Linked DNA regions of Mus musculus: region 1 is linked to region 2. Evidence: chromatin contacts called from ENCODE Hi-C or POLR2A ChIA-PET data. All regions are on one chromosome and are shown on one strand. The core of a region is the stretch at or near the end of the contact, and the rest is flanking DNA. Distances in the headings are between cores, read along the strand shown. Region 1 has its middle 8.5 kb from the start of Psap. Region 2 holds the start of Chst3 (carbohydrate sulfotransferase 3).

Region 1 (6,374 bases), core at 1,201-3,700, 51 kb before region 2:
TGATATTTCAACAACTGGCGTGGGCGTGCACGGGGGTGGGTGGGGGGTGGGGGTGGAGGTGGGATTCTCAAGGAGCCTTTCCGCAGTACAGAGAGGAGAGTCGGATGGTCCTTCTGGACACAGCAGCCTGCAGAGGAGATAAGGTACCAGCAAGGGGAGGGAGGGAGCCAGGCGCTGTGGTCAGGGGGATCTCACAGCTGATTTACTAGCAATCAAGCAATCAGATCCTTTCTGCTGCCCACTTGTTAACAGCCAGGTGCTTTGTTGATACAAGTTTCACAGAACAAAGACAGACTAAGGATTCTCCAAGTGGTACGGAATATATGTTTGTCTTCTCATTATGTGTCCAGGGTTACAAGTTCAGTCACAAGAAAGTTACAAACAGAGCAGATTATTCTTGTTATTATCAGCCCTATGACTCCAATTTAAAGAATCTACAGAATGTCACCTCCAAAGCAAACACATTTACTATATGACAGCCTGCTTGTAGACTGGCAACGTTTGCTGTTGGAAAGGGCTCCAGACAAACAGAAAATATCTGAAGCGGTCTTTTTTATGAACAGCAAATACTAATATCTAGCTTCTTTTATTATATACTTCACCATCTACACTATAAAGTAGGGAAAGTTTATTTTAGTCACTCGATCATGTTTACTGAGTTGTATTCCTTCAGGAGGACCTCCTGTAGTCCTTTATCTTTAAATTACATTGTTAGAGACCTCTAAGCCTATAATAAAAAAGAGACCTTGACTCTGTAACCTGCTCTCCTGGGCAGAGTTTGTCAATTGTCCCTGTTTGCCCTACATCAATTATACTGTTTGAGTTTGCTCAGGGGCAGATAGTACAAGAAGATTCCTAGAGTAATGGCCTCAACTGGCTGTGTACTAATCTTTGCTTAATGATCTCCAGGCCATAAGGAAGACTTCCAAATAGTGGCCAGATAAAGTTAATTCTAGGATTTTTCCTAAAAAGACTCAGACATGATTTCTCAGGAAAAGACATAGAATGAATCATAACGCTGAAAGTCCCCCGTTATGCAGCACACAGAGGCCAAAATCCTAACATTAGAGATAGAAGGACAGTGACTGTAGCACTCCGTGTCGCCCAGCTGTGCTGACTCCTGATGGTAGCAGCAGAGCAGCTGTCACACCTCCTCAGGGCTACTCCCTCCCATTATCAGTCACCTCTGCTCCATCATCTGCACCCCCTCTCTAGCTGGACACAGGCGCACCTATAATAAAACTACATTTCCCAACTCCCTCACGGCTGTAAGATTTTGTTTTAGTCAAAGACACAAAAGAACCAATATTTGTTTTTGAGATGTCTCAGTACTGTTCTCAGGGGGAAGAAAGGGATCCAATATTTCACAGACAGTCCGGCCAGACTTAAATAAATAAATAAATAAATAAATAAATAAATATTTCACAGACAGTCCAACCAGACTTAAATAAATAAATAAATAAATATAAAAATAAAAATAAATTGTTTTATCTTCTTTATATTGTCATCTCCCTTCCTTGTCCTCGATGCTTTGATTTGGTTGAGTATTTTGTTTGTGTTTGTTTGTTTCTGTTTTGTTTTGTTTTTGCTTTGTTTGCTTTGCTTTGTGAGAATCTCATACAACGCAAGCTTGCTTGCTTCAGACTTGCTACGTGGCTGAAGGGGAGCTCTTGATCCACGACCTCCACCATTCTCAGTTTGTACAGTGCAGGGGATCAAGCCTAAGGGCCACTAGCATGCTAGGACGCCCTCCGCATCCTCAGGCCAGAGGTTCGGCTTGGCTTGGTTTGGTCTGGAATAGGATCCTGATATGTAGCCCTGGCCGACCTAAGCTCTGCACTAGGGAGGCAGAGGTACGAAATCTCTGTGAGTTCTAGACCAGCCTGGTCTACAGAGTAAATTCCAGGTCAGCCAGGGCTACGTATGGAGATGCTGTCTCAGAGAAACAACAACAAACGGATACATAGCCCAAGCTGACTTTGAACTTTCCTGGGTCCTCCTTGCCCTTACCTCCCAAGAGCTAACATAATAAGCGTGAGCCACTTTATCTACCCTAATGAGTTTTTTCCCTTGTAGTACTTGAACCCGGGACCTAACGCATGCTGGACCAATGTTCCACCATTGGGCTAAATCCTCAGCCGGGGAAGCCTTTTCTGTCCTTCAGGAAAGTTTCCTGGGATCTTTGATTCTCATTAGCACTTACATTTTGTTGTTCCAACAACGCATTTATCAAGTATATGTGGGGCCGTGTCCTAGGAACACAGTGGAAATGTCACACTAGGAGGCGTCCCTTACTCTGACACTCTGGAAAGTCAGCACCCAGCAGGCAACATCCATCCTTGGCACACGGGTTCTATTTGGCACCATGAGGCCCTGTCCTTCCCTGGGCTGGGAAGGAACACTGGAGACTGACTAGATGCAGGATGTCACTCTGCTCCAGTGTCATATGTCAGCCTGCCAAGTCTACCCACTGCTGCTCGCTTCCCTGAGACCATCCAGAAGCTTCAGGCAGTGTAGGGTGTGGGAGCAGCTGGTACAGACCAGGCTGCTGAGTCACCCCTGAGAGGGAGGTCAGACGAAGCTGGTGTATATTGCTTGAAAAATGTCCATGATCAAGCACTGCCTTTGAGAAGGGCACAGGCACTCCGTGTAAGGAGAACGCGTTTGTTCTTCCAAGAGGGGATGTGACTTAGCCACTTATAATCCCACAGCTAAACAGAGGGCCCAGCTCTGTACATTGCCTTTGCTGACTCCACCCCAGGAGTCTGGACAAGCTTCCTGCTTCCAACTTGGGAAGCAGCTCAGATCCCTCAAGCTTTAGGCTTCTGCTCTTCCTCCAGAGACAGGTCCTTGCTTTCAGAGCCTTGGCTGCGGGCAGAGCTCACTGGATGAACGATTCCGGGGCTCTGTGCAGGCAGTTGTTTCTGTGATGTTCTCTAAAATGTGGGGGGCTTGCCCCGAGCTTAGCCGCTGGGAAGAGGGAGGAGAAAAAAATCAAAAGGGGGCACTGATAATATTTATGGTGGCGCTGCTTGAAACCCAGCACTCCAGTTGTGGAAGTAGGAGGACCTGGAGAAGTCCAAGGTCAGCAGGAACTCTGGGGTGGGAGTGGGAGGAACTTGAAAAAGTTAAATTTGTAATACATGTTCCTGCCATTGGTTTGACTAAGCCTCACAAAAGATAAAGTTCTGCTTGTAACTAAAACCATCCTATCTACCGCATCTTCCGGGAGAGTGGGAGAAAATAAGGGACAGATCCTTGCTCTACATGGACTAGTTTGAGTCAGCGAGGTGCTGAACTTCCGTCTACCTTAATCTGTTGGACAGTGGTTCCCCCTCCTCCCCCCCCCCCCCCCCCCCGTAAATCCCAGCTACTCAGGAAGCTGAGGCAGAGGAACTGCTTAAGCCCAAAAGGTCAAGCCAGATTGGGCAACATAGCAAAACCGCCTCTCTTAAAAAATAAATGCAATATAAGACGGGCGTGGTGGTGCGCGCCTTTGATCCCAGCACTTGGGAGGCAGAGGCAGGCGGATTTCTGAGTTCAAGGCCAGCCTGGTCTACAAAGTGAGTTCCAGGACAGCCAGGGCTATTCAGAGAAACCCTGTCCCGAGGGGGGGGGGGGGGGGAAGCAAAATAAAATAGTAGCCTAATGTTCTTTTTCTTCCTCTTAAAACTTCTTTTTAAAATAATCTCCTACATGCATAGAATGCATTTTGATTATATTTGTGCCTGTCTGGCCCCATCTTATCTCCCTCACCAGCTAGTCCCCTTCTAATGTCATGGCTTTTGTTTATGTGTTTGTGAGCCAGTGCTTTTCATCAGGATTGCTTACAGGAGAGTGGGCACCCTACTAGTGGCTCCTGCTGTCCCAACAACCATTAATGGCCCTATAAATCCTAAGGAAGGGGCGGGGTCTTCTGATTGCCCCCAATGCGCGTGCACACACACACAGACACACACACACACACACACAGACACACATACCAGTCAGTTACTGTCTTTGCTTTAGCACCTTCCTGTGCCCATTTCAGAAGGAAAATAACTGAGCTGACCTCTGCACTTTTTCCTCTGGGTCTCCAAGAGGGTCAGTCTTTCTCTGTCTATAAAACCAGCCACCTTTGCTCAGCCCCGTTAGGATGCATATTCCGACTCAAAGGCTGAAGCATTGCGCAAAGGTATTGTCAAAAATAACGCCACTGAGATCTTTGAACTAAGCCCAGTGTGGTGGCTCACACTTGCAATCCCAGCACTTGAGGAGCAGAGGCAAAAACTTCCAGGAAGTCCAAGGTAGCCTGAGCTCCAGGACGAAAGCCAGGCCAACCTAGGCAACAATATAAGACCCTTCAACAAAAGGAGAAAACAGACGTTAGGAACCCTGTTTGCCAAATAATGCACAAGTCCCTGGCTTCAATCGCTAGTATCAAAAAGCAAGGCAAATCAGCAGTGGCGACAGGAGTTCAAGGTCATCCTCAGGGCCTATCAAGTTTGAAGCTAGCCTGGGCTACATGAAACCCATCTCAAAAGCAAACAAACAGCAGGCTGCAGAGATGGGTCAGCTACTTAGGAACAGTGGCTACTCTTCCAGAGGACTCAGATTTGAGTCCCAGCATGCACATGGTGACTCACAACTATCTGTAACTCTAGCTTTCCAGGGGATCTAATGCCCTCTCCTGCCTTTCTCAGATACCAGGCATGGACATGGTACACAAACATAAATGCAGATAAACACATAAAACAAACAAACAAACAAACAAACAAAAAACAAGAGCTGGGTACATGCCATTAATCCCAGCAGACAGGCAGGCAGACTCTGTGAGTTCAAGGCTATTTTGGTCTACAGGTCTACTAGGCCAGCCAGAGCTACATAGTGAGACTCGGTCTAACTAACACACACACACACTGATATCCTAGTAATACCAGCTACTCGAGAGGTTAACAAGTTCAAGGCCTCTTTGGGCTTCAGAGAGTTCAAGGCTAGTCTAGGAAATTTAGTGAGACCCAGTCTCAAAGAGCAAAGAGAGGTCCAGGGCTGTGGCTGAGAGGCTGTGCTTACCTCCCATCTGGCATAAAACACAGGCAAAGCAGGCAAATCCAAACGCTGAGCTTCTGTTAATATACCAGTGCTTTGAGCCCACAAAGTCCAACCTTTGAACTGAAGTTAGCTTACCTTTGCTTAAGACATTGAATCTCAGAGACGCTGACCAGGCTGGCAGAGCCAGGACTGGAAGCTGAGATGGTTTGGAGCTGTAATCTATGGCATGATGTCTCCACAGCACGGGGTGATCCACTGGACACTACGCTTAGTGCCCAAGACGTGAAGACATCAGAGACAGGTGCCGGGGCTGTCTGTGTCTGATGCTATCGAACACCTCTCTGGGCCAGGGGCACCACCCTGAGAACACTCTGTGACTTCTGTGAGCTTCTGGCTTCTGTTCAGCCTGATAATTCTGCCCCGGTGACCAGGCAGGTGTTACAACTGCTCTCCCTTATGTGTCAGACTTGAAGTGTTTATTTTAGCATGTCTTTGTCTGTCTGCTGCATACGTGTCTGCATGTATGTTTAGGTATGGGTGTACACTTGCCAGGAGGCACATGGGGAAGATACAGGACAGTTTTGGGGAGCGGGTTCTTTCCTTCTACCCACAGGGTCCAGGTATAGATCTCAGGTTGATCAGTCTTGGAGGCAATCTTGACCCCAGATTTGATTTGATTTGATTTGATTTGATTTGATTTGATTATCACTGTGTATGATGTGGGGCAAGCATGACAACTGTGGCAGTCAGAGTGTGGTCAGTTCTTTCCTTTTACCTTCACCCATGTCCTGTGGATACAACGCAGATCTTCTGACTTGCGTGGCAAGTGTCTTTATCTGCTGAGCCATCTTTCGTGTTCTTGTTTGTTCGTGTTATTGTTTATTGGAGACACGGCCTAATGTGTCTAGGGCTGGCCTTGAACTCTCTATGCAGCTGCAGACGGCCTTGAACTTTTGATCTTCCTGCCTCCAACTCCCTGTGTTGTGATTATACAACGAAGGCTGGTTAATGGGGTGCTGGAGATGAAATGTAGAGTTTGGCTTGGTTCACGCTAGGCAAGCATGCTACCAAATGATAGAGATCAGCAGGCCACAGGGTTCTTGTTTTGTTTTGTGATAGGCTCTCACGTAGCCCAGGCTCAAACTTACTATGTAGCTCAGAATCTTAAACTTCCTGATCCTCCTGCCTCTACCTCATAAGTGCTGAAATTATAGGCATACGTCACTGTGCCTGGCTTTAGGCTCTTGGATATATTAACTTTATCAAGGTAGTAACCAGATGAAGACATCTTAAGGCTAGCCTCTGATCACCAGCATGTCACCTATGCCCTTAGGACAGTGAAC
Region 2 (6,131 bases), core at 781-3,280:
CCTCGTGCAGGTACTGTGTTTCATCCCTTGCATTTGTTTAGACCGGTGTTTTTCTACCTTCCTAAAATTACAATTCCTTACTGCAGTTCCTTACTGACCCCCAACCATAAAATTACTTTTGTTGCTACTTCATAACTCCAAAATTCTGCTACTGTTATGAATAGCCACATAAATATCTGATATTTTAGACGGTCTCGGGCAACCCCTGTGAAAACGTCATTCAACCCTCAAAGGGGTCACAAGCCACAGGTTGAGAGCCGCTGGTTTGGACAGATCTCTTTCTTCACTACCACCTATAATACACAGATGACATGGTACTATCTGTTGTAGAAAGTGTTTAATCCCTGTCGGAAGTTTCTACCCCACTTTAGTTAGTTAAATTCCCGATGAAAGACACACACAACCTTTATATTTACAATAAGCCTTAAACAATACAAGAGCTGGGCAGATATCTACTCTCTATGTTGTTAGAATCTACTTTCCTATCAATAACCCCGAGTTATTGCTTATTATGTTTCATCTGGGAAGCTCTTAACTCCAATTGGGAAATATAAGTCTTGTTTATTTATAAGCTAGTCGGGGATAAGGTTAAATTATCTTTGCTACAATATAGACATATGAGACAGGGTCTCTAGTGCTCTAGGCTGGCCTTGAACTCCCTATAGCTGAGAATGACCATGAAATTCCGATCCTCCCACCTCCACCTCCCACGTTCTGGGATTGCAAGTATGCATCACCACACCCAAATTTATGTGGTGCTGGAGAACTGAAGCCAAGCTTTCTATCCACTAGGCTCTATTCTCAGCCTGACACAGGTCTAACTTTTGGTCTTTGTGTGCCCTGAGGTGTATCACAACTCCAGTTCTGGTTTCCCCTAATAGGCTACAGAACACAGGCAGCCAGTGAGGGTTTTCTGCTGAAAGCTAGCTGCGGGTCTCACATCATAGTGCAGGGCACGACCACACTTCCATCAGGCCCCTGCTAGACAACAGGTTAGCAGATTCCTACCAACCTTCTAATTAGGGACCTGAGAGGAGGTCTTGGAGCCACCTGGGTCTCACTGCCCATTCTGTCCAGCTTTGTATCTGCTACCTGAGTCTGTTAATGTCTTCCGCTGATATAAATGTTCAGCATGACAGAGCGGGGCCAAGGACAGATGTGTATGTTTCCTTTTTTATATTTTCTCACTTCTCCTTTATAGACAATTGCTTATTTTGTCTAAACCTTACAAAAGCCCAAGAAACGTCAGGAGGGCCGTCTCAGGCCTGAAGTTAGCTAGAGTCCTGGAAAAGAAAGCTGGACTGGGAGACCTCAAAGAATCGTGTACATCACCAGGACTGGAACTTATAACCTGAAGTTTGGCTTGCTGTCCAACACTGGGCCCTTTACAGCAGTCTTGGCGAAGCTGGCCCTTTTACAGACCCAGCAATACTTACCACTCATCATCACTCAGAAGTGACATGACCTCCACCTCAGGAGTGCCAGCAGTCCAAAGGGGTCTTAAGCTAATGCCAAGGGGGTCCAGCTCCCTCTGAGCTTCTTGGTGAGAACCCTTTCCACATCTTGTCCTGGGGGCTCTGTGAGAAAGCACCAAGAACACTTCTGCAACCTGTGGCTGCCCAGGGAAGGAGGACGGTGGCTTTTCAAAATTCCAGGAAGCATCCTCAGAGGGACAGGAAGGTCCTCATGTTCAGGGTGGGCAGCAGCATGGGGGGGGGGGGCTCAAGCTGGACAACTCTCCTTGAAGCCGTGCCCCTGAACTCTCTTCCTTGGGGCTGGAAGCTCCTCCCAGCCTCGTCCTCAAGGGTAGGGATGGAGCAGCCCTGGCGAGTCCCCCGGGACGCAGCTAAGTCGGGAACAAAGGCCCACGGAGGGGTCGAGGAGAGCGAGGCTCCCAGGGGGGATAGGGGGGGCTGCTGCCCTTCCTCCCGGCTCCTCCCTCCTCCCTGAGTCCTCCGCCTCCTCCATCCTCTTCGAGAGGCCGGGTGGGCGGCCGCGCCAACTTCACCGAGCGTCCCCAAGTTGCCGGGTGCGCGTGTGGAGTGAGGTGGGGAGTCTGGAGGAGAGGCGCGGGGCTCCCAAAGTTGCAGCTGCCGGCTCAGGAGGCCGCCTCCGGTCGCTAGCGGGATCGGAGTCGTGGGTAGGACCGATCGTTCGCCTGCAGCTAGGACACCGCCCGCCTGGCGCCGCTTCCCGCCCAGCGAGGGGACCAGCCCGGCCGCGCCTCCCTCCCCGCACTAGCCGAGGACGCAGAGTGGGCGCCGTGGGGAGCGCAGCCCCAGCATTTTCTGAGCCGAGAGCGCAGTTGGGGGCGGATGCTGCCGGGGCTGGACGCCGACCTCCGGAGTGTCGGATCCGCCCGCCGGGAGGAGGAGGCTCGACCGGGGTAAGTGGGGCGCCCGCGTCCCGGCACCGCCTCCTGGGCCCCAGGCGGTCACCGACCGCATCCCAGAGCGCGCGCCAAACTTTTGGAGGAGAAGGGGACCGGCGGAGGGCGGGCGGGGAGTTCCCTGCGCGGGGAAAACCCCACGCTGCCAAATTCTCATCTGCCATGTACCCACAGCCAGGTCACCGCACAAACCACAAGTGAGGCATCTTCACGCCGAACGTCCTGCATACTCCCAAGTGCAACTCCTGCTTCTAGGAGCCTCCAGGGTTGGGAACTTTTAAACCAGCTTGGGTTCTTTGCTGGTCCCGCAGCTCCACCCACCATTGAAATGGAGCCCCCAAACTCCATAGCAGGGGACTACTAGCTGCCCGGGCTTTGGGAAGCGGTGCCTGAGACCCACTGAGGCCCAGGAACGGGGAGAAAGAAGCAATCGTTGAAGTCACTTGTCCCGGGCTAGCAAGGGCGGATTTGGTGTGGAAACTCGGCGTCTAGATGATGTGCCTGGGTATGCGCAGCCCTTCCGGAGGTAGATGGGGGAGACCAGAGCCAGTGATTTGGAAACTTTTAAAGTTCTTCTGGACTGGGGTCTTTAAGCTGTAAGGAAAAGGCTGTGTGCTGGTGCTGCGCCTGACAATCTGCGTGGTGTTCGTGACAGGGCGTTGCAAGGAAGCTGAGACCCTGGCGGATGTGCTTCCTCAGAGGAACTTCCATAGGGGATCTCAGCTCGGGGCCATATAAATGGGGCCGTGGATTGAGCTGAGACTAAAGTCAGGATGAAACCAGGCTTGTTGGCCTGTCTTGTACCAGAATGTCTGCTTGGTTTCTGATTCGTAGTGTCCTGCATGTCCTAAGGATCTTGGGGCTAGTGCAGTGCTGGGCACCCAGTCTTAGCTGTCTGGTGATTGAGGGCACCGGTAGTGAATTATGGACTTGCCTCAAGCGGAGCCCAGTGAGCCTCGGCTGAATTGGCATTGATCTTCTTGGAGAGAAAAAGACCTTGCTGGCTGCAGGAAGCCCTGCCTGGTGTCTTGGGTGGTGGTGGTGGGGTGTGTGTGGCCGGAGTCCACTGTGCCTCATGGTCACCTCTCCCTCCTCAGAGCAAGAGGAAGGTTCCATTTCAGCATCTGGCTATGTGGGGGAAAGGAATGGGATTGGAGAAGTTGGGTGCTGTTTGGCAGACTTGGGGAGTTCTGCAGTAGACAGTGGAAGTAGATTACATTAATCCTCCCATGCCCCCACTGTGGGTGGAGGTGAGTTAGTGGAGAAAAAAGGCCAGTGGGTATATGCTGGGGTAGAGTCCCTGGGACATGTGGAGCTGGGGACGTGTACTCTTGATGGCCTGGCTGGAGAAAGGTGGTTCCAGGAGCCCAGTAGAAGCTGTGTCTTGACTTGACGGTAGCACGTGATAGCATCCTTGAGAGGGTGGTCATAGTTCTGGTACAGACTATCCATGTCTGCTCTTCTCTGCCAGCTGGTGTGAGGCTCCCCGAGGGGCAAAAACATCCCTTTTTCCTGGAACTGGGGCTGCCAGCAGCTGAGAGTCCACAAAGATGTGAGGATGGCCTTGGCCTGTCACAGGGAAGAAATGTGTCAGTCCCCACTCCCGTTGCTGAAGAACACTTACTAGCAGCAGTGTAGACTCCAGGGCCCTAAATGCCAGGATTAGCAAGATTCGTGGGTAGTGCCAAGCCCAGAGGAGACAGGAGAGATTTGTTCTTGGCCATCCCCAATTCTGGGCAGAATAACGCCCTGCCTCCTTCCTATAGCCCCTCTCCACCTTCTTCATGTCTTCTGCAGTCAGCAGCTTCACAGATACTGTCCCCGAGACAGAGTCGTACCGTTGGTAAGAGACCAAGCCAGGATTTGAACCTGGAGAGTCTGATTTCAGAATTGTGCTGACTTCACCACACCAGCCTGTCTGTACAGGCTCTGTAGGCAGAAGCATAGGTGTTGCTTTCTAAGCTGGTTCCGGGGCCTCTGACTGCCCATCCCAGTCTCTGCAGAAGTCATGGCTCCTGGAGCCTTCGGTGTGGCTCTGCAGGCAGGAAGCTGGGGGTTTGAGTGTGAGCGCAGGACCATGGTTCAGAAACTTCATGAGAGACAATGCCCTACTCAGCTGTGAATGGAGAAAACTGTCCCTTTTGACTGTCCCATGGCCAAGCTGTGTGTCATCTACCCCTCCTATGCTCCTTCCCTGTTCTGACCTTGATAACATACACTGCTGTCTGAGGAAGTTATTCCTCACTGGCCATAGCTGTCTTTCTTACCAAACCAAGAGTTGGACTCTTTGGATCATCAGAAAGGACAGGTGGGGCAGAGCCAGGCAACTCCAGGAGATGATAAAAACGGCTCACTTTGTCCTCAGCTGCGCCTCTGTACACATGGTCCACAGAGCATAAGCTGTCTGACCCCATGGGACACAAGAGAAGATGACGACCAAGAGCAGATGCCTAAGCTCACGAGCCCCTGCGGGGACTGTAGCCACATTGCTTCAGTATCCCCTGCTTGATGCCAAACCTGGGCATCTGGGGGTTTAGAATACCTGGTGTCCTGATCCTCCAACCTCTGAGGATTAGAGTCACCCCTGGAGGAGCAGGCCTCTGATATGGTATCCATCACATGAGAAAAATAGGTTTCCTTAAAAGAACACGAGAGGCCTTGGGTGATCACAGCTCAACAGACACACCCACCCCCATCTAACAGAATCTCACTGGGTGAGGTCCTAGTGTCTTGAAGTCCTAGCTGCAGGGCGCCAGGAGCCTTCTTCCCCTCATTGGCAGAGTGTACATGCTGGATAAAAAGGAGGTGGGGGTGGGGACCACCTCACAGAGCACTTTAGTCTGTCATCTTTGTACCTCCAGCCCCATCCTGGTGCCTGGCACCCAAGGAAGGTGGGAGTTAGGAAGGTTGTCAAATGAAAGTGAGCCTTGGAAGGACTGTGTGCCATCACTGGGAAGGTGCCCTGAGGGCATCTTAGCGCTGAAGATGGCTCAGAGACCCAGACCTCAAGAAGTCTTGGGAACAGCATTTAAATGGGATTTTTATCACCCTTTTCTTTTCTAAAACCTAAAGAGCGGATAAGAGGCTGCCCTTCCCCGCTCCAAATCCGTGAATTCCACAACTGGGTGTGGGTGGTGGGGAACAGGGTGTTGGCCTCTACTGCAGGCTCAGGCACCTCTGTCTCCATTGTCCCAACTCTTAGCTGCCTGCTCCTGGTCCCCAGCCAGCGTGGAGGGAGGAACTGGCGACTGGAACCTCTCCATCAGTCTCCAGCATCTGCCTGGCTTCTCCTGAGCGCTGCCACCCCCTCACAAAGATGGCTGTGTGCCGGAGCACTGAGGGTTTCTCTAAACTCTGGGCCATTCATCACCAGGGTCCTGAGGACTCTGTGGGAAGTCTGGAGGAAGTGTGGAAAACCAACAAACCAATTTCCCACTCGGCCGCTCCTGGTGGCAAGTAAACAGCCACTTCTGGGGCCAGCCTGGGCTGTTGAAGGGTTATGCCTGTCCCTCCTTGGCCCGCCCTCCCTCCTTGACATTAGGAGCCTCAAAAGGCAGGGAGCACATGCTGGTCCAGCCAGTCCTGTGCTGCTGGACTAGATGTTGGTGGCTGGGATCAGGCACTACTTGGAGGAGAAAGGTCAGCCTGGGGCTGTGGCTCGACTCTCTGGGTAAGTTCTTGGTATGGGACAAAGGCCGGTACTTTGACCCAGAGGGTGGAGAACAGCGGGGCTTTTCACCAG

The links. A loop is a pair of places that touch in the nucleus more often than their neighbours do. ChIA-PET counts read pairs that join two places held with the same protein, here RNA polymerase II (POLR2A).
Region 1: a loop to region 2 is called in a map of T-helper 1 cell, with 1.9 times the contacts of the local background. The contact joins the enhancer-like site here to the promoter of Chst3 in region 2. A Hi-C loop is called at or near these places in 1 of 37 maps with a recorded cell type or tissue (T-helper 1 cell). POLR2A ChIA-PET finds 5 or more read pairs at or near these places in 3 of 5 experiments (Patski and embryonic stem cell).

The regions. Positions count from the first base shown.
Region 1 is chr10:60,265,968-60,272,341 of GRCm38, reverse strand. No RefSeq gene overlaps it. Among named protein-coding and RNA genes, the nearest start is that of Psap, 8.5 kb to the left of the region's middle. Within about 2 kb of position 2,450, at least 2 of the 3 ENCODE cell types and tissues checked have a DNase peak (open chromatin) inside an H3K27ac peak, as active enhancers do.
Region 2 is chr10:60,215,159-60,221,289 of GRCm38, reverse strand. It overlaps Chst3 (carbohydrate sulfotransferase 3), which reads left to right and starts at 2,030. Exons shown (of 4, transcript NM_016803.3): 1 at 2,030-2,386.